Linked DNA regions of Mus musculus: regions 2 and 3 are each linked to region 1. The links are chromatin loops, found by intact Hi-C in ENCODE. Cell type or tissue: heart. All regions are shown on one strand.

Evidence for each region. Peaks named below come from ENCODE experiments on the same cell type or tissue, not always from the same donor. Only the 100,000 strongest peaks of a DNase experiment are listed, where the experiment ranks them.
Region 2: a loop joins it to region 1, with 2.9 times the contacts of the local background. A loop is called at or near these places in 19 of 42 quality-filtered maps.
Region 3: it touches region 1 in a loop (18-fold over the local background); 6 of 42 quality-filtered maps call a loop at or near these places.

What each region holds. Positions count from the first base shown.
Region 1 is chr13:17,942,985-17,945,484 of GRCm38, forward strand. Rala (v-ral simian leukemia viral oncogene A (ras related)) reads right to left here and starts at 1,233. Exons shown (of 5, transcript NM_019491.5): 1 at 1,033-1,233. In heart, no CTCF peak of the experiment used is centred here; a DNase peak (open chromatin) is centred at 1,257; H3K4me3 peaks cover 2,310 bases; H3K27ac peaks cover 1,821 bases.
Region 2 is chr13:17,992,387-17,994,886 of GRCm38, forward strand. Yae1d1 (Yae1 domain containing 1) reads right to left here and starts at 965. Exons shown (of 3, transcript NM_025904.3): 1 at 795-965. The coding sequence starts at 920. In heart, a CTCF peak has its summit at 1,031; a DNase peak (open chromatin) is centred at 965; H3K4me3 peaks cover 1,574 bases; H3K27ac peaks cover 1,426 bases.
Region 3 is chr13:17,694,270-17,696,769 of GRCm38, forward strand. Sugct (succinyl-CoA glutarate-CoA transferase) reads right to left here and starts at 496. Exons shown (of 14, transcript NM_138654.3): 1 at 370-496. The coding sequence starts at 463. Mplkip (M-phase specific PLK1 intereacting protein) reads left to right here and starts at 1,144. Exons shown (of 2, transcript NM_025479.6): 1 at 1,144-1,551. The coding sequence starts at 1,216. In heart, a CTCF peak has its summit at 1,153; a DNase peak (open chromatin) is centred at 742; H3K4me3 peaks cover 2,500 bases; H3K27ac peaks cover 1,906 bases.

The DNA.
Region 1 (2,500 bases):
CCATTCAGTGAAGAAATGTGGGGAGTTCTGAGCACTTTACGTGGTAACAGAGAAGATGAAAAGGCTCCTCCTCTGAAAACAACTGAGCCGTAGAAACATCTTAAGGGTCACAGGAGTCATTTATAAGAATATTGTATCAACAGATACAAACAGCATAGGTAATAGTACATATTAACAAGCATAAGCCAAAGGGAATGCCTTCTACACTGTGAGTAATAAATCTGTTAGTCAATTTTGGGAACGTGATTAAAGCTGTAATTTATTTACAGGAAAAGAATTTACAGAAATAAAGGTTCTCCCGGCACACGTACCCAAACTGTTTGTAAATTGTGTGCTTCCTGGCTTGACAGGTAGGGCGTGGCACCAGAGTTCTCACAGTAGCTCAAAGACACTCAGATGAGCTCTCACAAGTCTGGACGTTCTGGTTTCCATGCAAAGGCCAGTAAATTCTTTAATTCCTCCTAAGTCTCCCGACAACACAACCACCTCAGCGCCACCACGCCCGCCCACTCCAACACACGAATGCCCAAGTAAAGCACACAAATCGTATCTTCTACTCCTTGACATCTTTCAGGCACCGAACGCGGAAGATACCCCCATCACACAATGCCTACATTCCCTTCCTCTTCTAAAGGCTAAACCTGTACTAGAAGAGCCTTCGAGCATTCAGCTGGACGCGTCTAAAGACTTTAGTCTGAAAACGCCATTCCTTCCAAACACTGGCAGAGAAGCTCGAAAAGCAGCCGCTCTGTACCGGCAGAGTGGCTTGAAAGCGAGGGAGGTCGGGGTGGAGTGCGGCGCAGGGACTGCGGCGGCGGCGGCGGCGGCCCCAGGTCGCGGGCACCGCCCGGGCACAGCCCTGGGAGCCACCGGCGCTATACAGGTGACCTTCCGGAGACGCCGCCCGCTGTCGGGGCGCAGTCGGGTCCCAGCCCAGGCGGCAGGCGGGACGTGCAATCTCGGCGGCCGCGGGCCCGGCCCGTCGGACACACCCCCGCCGCGGCCCGGCCTCCCCGGCCGGCGAGCTCTCACCTGCACCGCGAGCCGCTCGACCCGCGGGCTCTTGGGCCTCGGCTGCGCCGATCGGACCGCGCTCGGAGTTCCGCGCGGGGCGCGGCAAGAGGAGTCCGGAGGGCGGCGGCAGCGGCGGCGGCCTGGGCGGCGGCGGAGGAGGAGGACTCCGGCGCTCCGCTCTAGGGAGACCCACCCTCCTCCCGGCCGCTCTGCAGCAGCCGCCGCAGATCACTTCCGGGGCGCGGGCCAGCGGGGCGGGGCGCCAGGCCGCACTTCCTGGCCGTGGGGCCGAGTACTCCATGGCGACTGCGAACAAAGGCTCTACGGGCGCGGGGGAGGCGCAGTGGTACAGCCTCCCGGTGGACCCACGGCGAGTCCCCGGGTTCGCGAGGCGTAGCCCGCCCCCCCCCCCCAAGGCCGTGCCGGGATTCCCGTGTCGCGGTGTTTTCGTCTTCCCCGGACATGGAGGGGTTCCTGGAGAAAGAAGGGGAGGGGGAGGCCGCCATCTTGCTTCTGGGGGCTGCTAGGTTCTCTTGCAAGAGTTTTCCAGTGTGTAGCCTGCAACGTGGTTTGTCGCAGATCAAGTCCGAGTTGGTGGATTGGTCGCTTGTCCTGGTTGGAGGGTCTCGGTAGCTGACCGAGTGGAGAACTGGCCTCAGCATATGGGCTTCGGGTTCCTTTTGGAGTAGACCCTTCGACACTAGATTTGGCACTGAGATAAGGCGACGGCTCCGTAACACACTAATGTCTTAAATTAGTAGTTAAACTGAATCGGTTGTTTTCTTTAAAACTGCCCACAAGTTCGAGATAGTTTGCCTAGTGTCTGTTAGCGGCCACACGTTCTTCCCTGGACTTTAAAATTCTCATTTCCTTTGGCCCCAAATGAAGAACCAACGGCTTGGTTGGTTGGCATGACTACTTAAAGGAATGAATGTACACTCAATCAAGTTTGCAGTCTAGAAACCTAGTACTTGGCGTTTGGAAGTATGAATGGAGGGAAGACTTGATAACTTTACTAACAATAGGTTAGAGTTTTAAACTTAAGTATGATCTTTTTTCCAGTACAAAAAGACGATGGTAAATGTGGATCCAAATAAAGGGAGTCCCCGCAGAACAGGGATCAGTGGTTCATGGAGAAGGCTGAGTGCCACTTATCTGTCTTAAAAGTTCTACAAGAGCTGATGAGAAAGATGAGGCTACAGAAGGAGACAGGAGTCAAGTCATGGCTGGCTTTTGTGTCTATTAAATTCTGGAAGTAGAATGGCTGGATACATCAAATTTTAAGCAGTTTATAAATGGAGGACCGATTAATGGGGGAGTTGGGCAGTATAGCAAACATAGAGTAGACAGTGAACTATTGCAGAAGAGGAAAGAGAAAGGTATTTTTAATAGTGCCAGTAACCAACCAAAAGATGATTCCCAGATGATGAAGCCATATAAGCATCATAAGCCAAATAAGAATTGTTTGCTGGGCAGCTGGAGGGTA
Region 2 (2,500 bases), 49 kb after region 1:
AAATTAGGGTTGACATAACTGCAGCTTTAAGAGGGTAATTTAATGGCTAGTATATTGGGTGGATGCAGTTCTTATCTTTTAAACAGTTAAGTAACATATATTTACTTATTTTTCTTGAGGGAGGCATTTATTTACTTCCTTGAGCGTGAAGGTCAGAAAATAACTTCCAGAAACCCATTCTGTCCTTCCACAAAGTACGTTCCAGGGATCGAACGCAGGTCTTTATACTCTGGAATCCACCCCCATGTGGAGACAGATCTTAGCAAGTAGTTCTCACCCAGAAAAAGCGCCGATTCTACCCAAATAGTACTAAGCAAGTTTCAATGAATGGCAAGACAGGTCCGGATTGAATAACGCATTTAAAGTAAAGCTGGAACAGTATTCCCTTCTCTACCTCCCCCTTACCTTCCCTTGACAACATTCTCAGTTCACCCTTCTCCAAGCCTTGATAACATCACGCCTAACTTTGGACTCTCTGTGACTGCGTTCTCTGCGGGCCATCAGCCTAGTGGGTGTGCATTTCTCCTCCTCTGCTCCCCCGACCCCAAACTGCACACTCTTGAGGGACTGAATAAAGTTCACGTTGTAGAGTAGGGTCAATGTCCCTGCTCCAAACCCGGTGGGGCTCCGAAAGAGCACCAAGAAACAACCAGGATTCTTAAGACCCGGCAACACTGGAGCGCGCTGGCTCGGAGACCCGCGCTCCTCCGCCCAGGCTTCTGCGTGCGTGCCCCTGCCAGGGAGCCCCCGGGTCCCGCCTGGGAGTCCCTTTCTCCCGCGTCCCGTCCATTTACTTGGACTCGTTTCCGCATGTGACCCTGCCATTCCCGCTGCGCTAACAGAGACTCGTCCGCTTCCTCGTCAAACACGTCCTGGTCTCCAGGGCTCGCGTTCTCCGGAGCCGCTCGAAACCAAGACATCGCCCGGAACACCACGAGTCCCGGAGCCGCCGGAAACCCGGGCAAGTGCTTCCGGTTCGGGGGGCGGGACGAAAGGACAAGGCGTGGGACGGAGGGGCGTGTGCGGCTCCCCTTGCGGCTTGGAGGCTAAGGGTTGGGTCTCTTCCTACGCCTCTGGGATGGGCAGCGTGGGGCTAGCTGGGTGCTGCAAGCTAAGTCCCACCATTCAAGGGCTGAGATTCAGTTTCTGCAAGTGCTGAAGGCATTGGACGCCCACGTGCAGCCAAGAACTTTAGAATGTGAAAGCTGATTCTAGGATCGGTTTGAGATTAAGTAATGGGAACACTTTTGTAAAACCAGCGTCCATTGGCAATTTCCCTCTTAGCCTTTGACTAGGAGAGTTAAGGAATGTGGCTCAAGCATTTAGCAACTTCTGGCTGGGAGTTCATGTTGAAGAACTGCACATCAGTAGCGTTCTTGTTTTGTCATGTGATAACTGAATTTTTCTGACAATTTGTTTTGAATACCTATTTCGCATCACTCATCATTTTGGGACAGCGCACTATAGGAATAAAAGTTCTCAGTCCCAATGGACTTCCTATTAGTGTAGAAACGGCCAGTTAGCCAACAATACTTATAAGTAACTCATAGTTTGAAGACTGTAAGTGATATGAAAAAAGTAATCATTGTGAGGGAAGAGGAAACAGGTTACTGTTTTAGTTTATTTTACATTTTTGTCCTGAAGGCAAAAGTTTTGCCAATAAGGAATATATGCTCTGTCAATAAGTTATCCCCTACACAAAGTTATTACTTTTTATCTTCAGAGAGAATTTTGTATCCTATAAATGTATGTATAAAACCAAATATAAAATGTGATAAGGTGTATGTATATAGAGATCTTAATTAGAAGCAAAATGGCAGTATAGGAAGCCATAGAAATAGTGATTGAAATGAGTAAGATAGAAAACTTCTGTGAGTTGGCTCAGTGGGTAAAGTCCCAGGAACGGTGTCAATCACCAGGACCCACGTGATGGAAGGAGAGATTAAACTCCTACAAATTGTCCTCTGACCTACACACACACACACACACACACACACACACCATATGAAAACAAATGCAATAAAAAAAATCCAACTCAACCCTTGCATGATAAACCCTAAAGGACAGGGTCTGAAGAGATGGCTCAGCAATTACAAACACTTGCTGCTCTTCTGGGGGATGTTAACTTGGTTCTGGGCATCTACATACAATTGGGTGATGGCTCACAACCACCTGTGACACCAGCTCCAGGGAGTCTCAAGCCCTCTTCTGGCCTCCAAAAGTGCTTGTGCACACATGGCATACATGCATACAAATACATACACATATAAGTAAAAATAAATATTAGAAAACAGATAATCTTGTCCTGCCTCTTATTAAAAAGAGCGAAAAAAATGTAGGAGGGTGTGAATAATTTTGAACTTCTGATTATTCTGTGTCTAACTCCTGAGTGCTAGGATTACAGATGTACATCAGCATGCCCAGTTTGTGTGGTGTTGGGGATTGGATACAGGATTCCAGCATTCATTGCACCAACTGAGAGACATCTCCACACCTTTCA
Region 3 (2,500 bases), 250 kb before region 1:
TCCCGTTTCTTTATAATTACAAGATTTTTAAGTTTGGGGTATGTTTTCGTGGGTTTTTTTTTCCCCTTTAAATTTCTGTTTCTACTTCCTAACCTCGTCAACTTCCATTTTACAAGAACGTAAACGCAGGGTTCAAGTCCAGCATTAATTACTACAGGCTCGCTTAAGTTTTCAAGGCAGCAGTCTGCTTTCTAAAACTCAGCTTTTGGCGGGAGGTGCTGTTTCCTAAGTTACCAAACCTTGGGGGATTAGAAGCCAGGGGTGGAAAAGAGAAGCAGGGCACGACCATGGCCATGAGCCCTGCGACAGGAGCCCCCGAGGCGCGAGCGCTCCCCTCAGGGAGCCCGAGCGCTCAGTGTCAGTAGGTACCTGACTGCGGGCGGCCGGTCCACAGCCCCCTCCCGCCGGCCAGGCCTCGGCCGGGTCTCCGAAAAGCCACCGCCCTGGCCAGCATCCACAGCATCGCCCCTCAACCCCAGCGAGAGCGCCCCGCGACCTCCCTCCTTGACCTTAGGCCCCCTCAGCCCCGCCCCCCCAGCCAGCCCGGCCCCGCCGCCAGCCCCGCCCCCTCCGCAAAGACCCTCCCCCTGGTCGCCCTCGCACTCTTCCCCGCCCACCACGCCCTCCGCTTCCGCCCAGGCCTCCACCTCAGTCTCACTCGGCCCCGCCCCCTTGGACGATCCTGTTCAACCGAGTCTCTCGCCTCACACCCTTCGGCCCCGCCTCTTGGCTCATGGCCCCGCCCCCGAATCCGGCTGACGCTTCACTCCTTGCTTCCCGGAAGCCTCCAAGACGGATGGCCCTACCCCTCTGATCCGCCCTCTTCGGAACCCGCACGCCCCTCTCCCACCCTCACAGCCAATAAGGCCTGATGATCGGTTTCCTCTCTTCCGCTTCCGTCTTCGTGTACTGGGGGTCTCCGGGAAGACCGTTGACGACTGTGCTCGTGCTGCGGCCGGAGATTTAGTTTCCCCTTTACAGTCTTTCCTCCTCTCAGACACGCCCACCATTCTTCCATTGAGTGACCTGTTTACCTGCCCTCTTGCAGAAACTTGGTGAGATCGGAACCTTTGTGCAGCCGGAACTAAGGTGCGGTAGTCCGCTGGGAGCCGGAAGGGTGTATAAATAGAGGAATACCAGTTTCCTTCTGGCGGTTGATCGCAGAGGTTCCGGTGAGGCGTTCGGCGTGTGAGCTCTGCGGCTTCGTTTCCTGATATGCACCGACCGAATTTTCGACCCCCAACTCCTCCGTACCCCAGCCCGGGGATAGGAGGTTGGGGTGGCGGAAATAACTTCCGGGGTGCCCTGGGCGGGGGGCCGCGGCCGCCCTCCCCGCGGGACGGGTACGGGAGTCCGCACCACACTCCGCCCTGCGGGCCCCGGGCTAGGCCGTACGGGAGCAGCCAGTCTCCGCGGCACGGCGGCAACTTCTCGGGGGCCCGCTTCGGGTCTCCGTCCCCGGGCGGCTACCCAGGCTCCTACTCCAGGTCCCCCGCGGGGTCCCAGCATCAGTTCGGCTACTCCCCAGGGCAGCAGCAGACCTACCCCCAGGTAAAGACAATAGCTAGCGTTTGCCGAACTCTTCCTGTGATGGCAGACGTGATACGAAACATTCCCTTTCCGTGGATTGTTTAATCCTCCGATACTACGTTGGCCCAGTTTTGCAGATGAGTAACCTGAGGCGTAAAGAAATTATCTAAGACTACCATAAGTGGCGGAGCTCTAGTTCTCTGTCCACAGAAACTGCTCTCAGCCAGCATACCACATTCGTATACAAACTTCTTTAATCCTCCATTTCTTCTCCCACCCACCCCCAGAGGTTTTTATTTGGTTTTGGGTTTTTTGTCATTTATTTCAGTGAATTGTCCTGGATTCCTAGGGGGAGGACAGTAAATGATTCCCTATTGTGTAGTATGGCACCTCTAGACTGTAGTCTACTGCCATTTTCCTACAGATGTCCCTCCCTTGTTTTTGCATCCTTGCTTTTTTTAAAAGAAACAATTATTTTATTTCGAGCCATATTTATACCTACTCAAAGTTCTCTTGAAGGAAAAATAGAAAATTTGAAATTGAGGAAACTTCCCCTCTTCTCCATGAGTGAATACAAGACAGGAAGTAGCTAACAACTTGTATCTCGGTGGTTTTGCAAAATTGAATATGCTCACCCATATGAATCCTTATGAGTTGGAGTTAATAAGAATAGAAAATTTTCATGCAATATAAAAGTTCTAGAAATTTGAAGCCTATCAGGTTAAAAAGTAAGTTTCCAAGAAGTGAATACAGTGAACCACTGCTTGTACTGGGTTTATTTGTATTTAATAGCTGCAGGGTTGGTTATCACATTAGAAACTGAAAGGTTTTAAGATGATAGCAGACATTTCTAAAAGAGAAATATACAATTGGTTTTAGTAATTTTTAAAAGCACTAGATTAAAGAAATTTGCAACTGAATATATTGGGTTTCAATTGACAACTTTTAATGTGATTCCCCACTAATATTA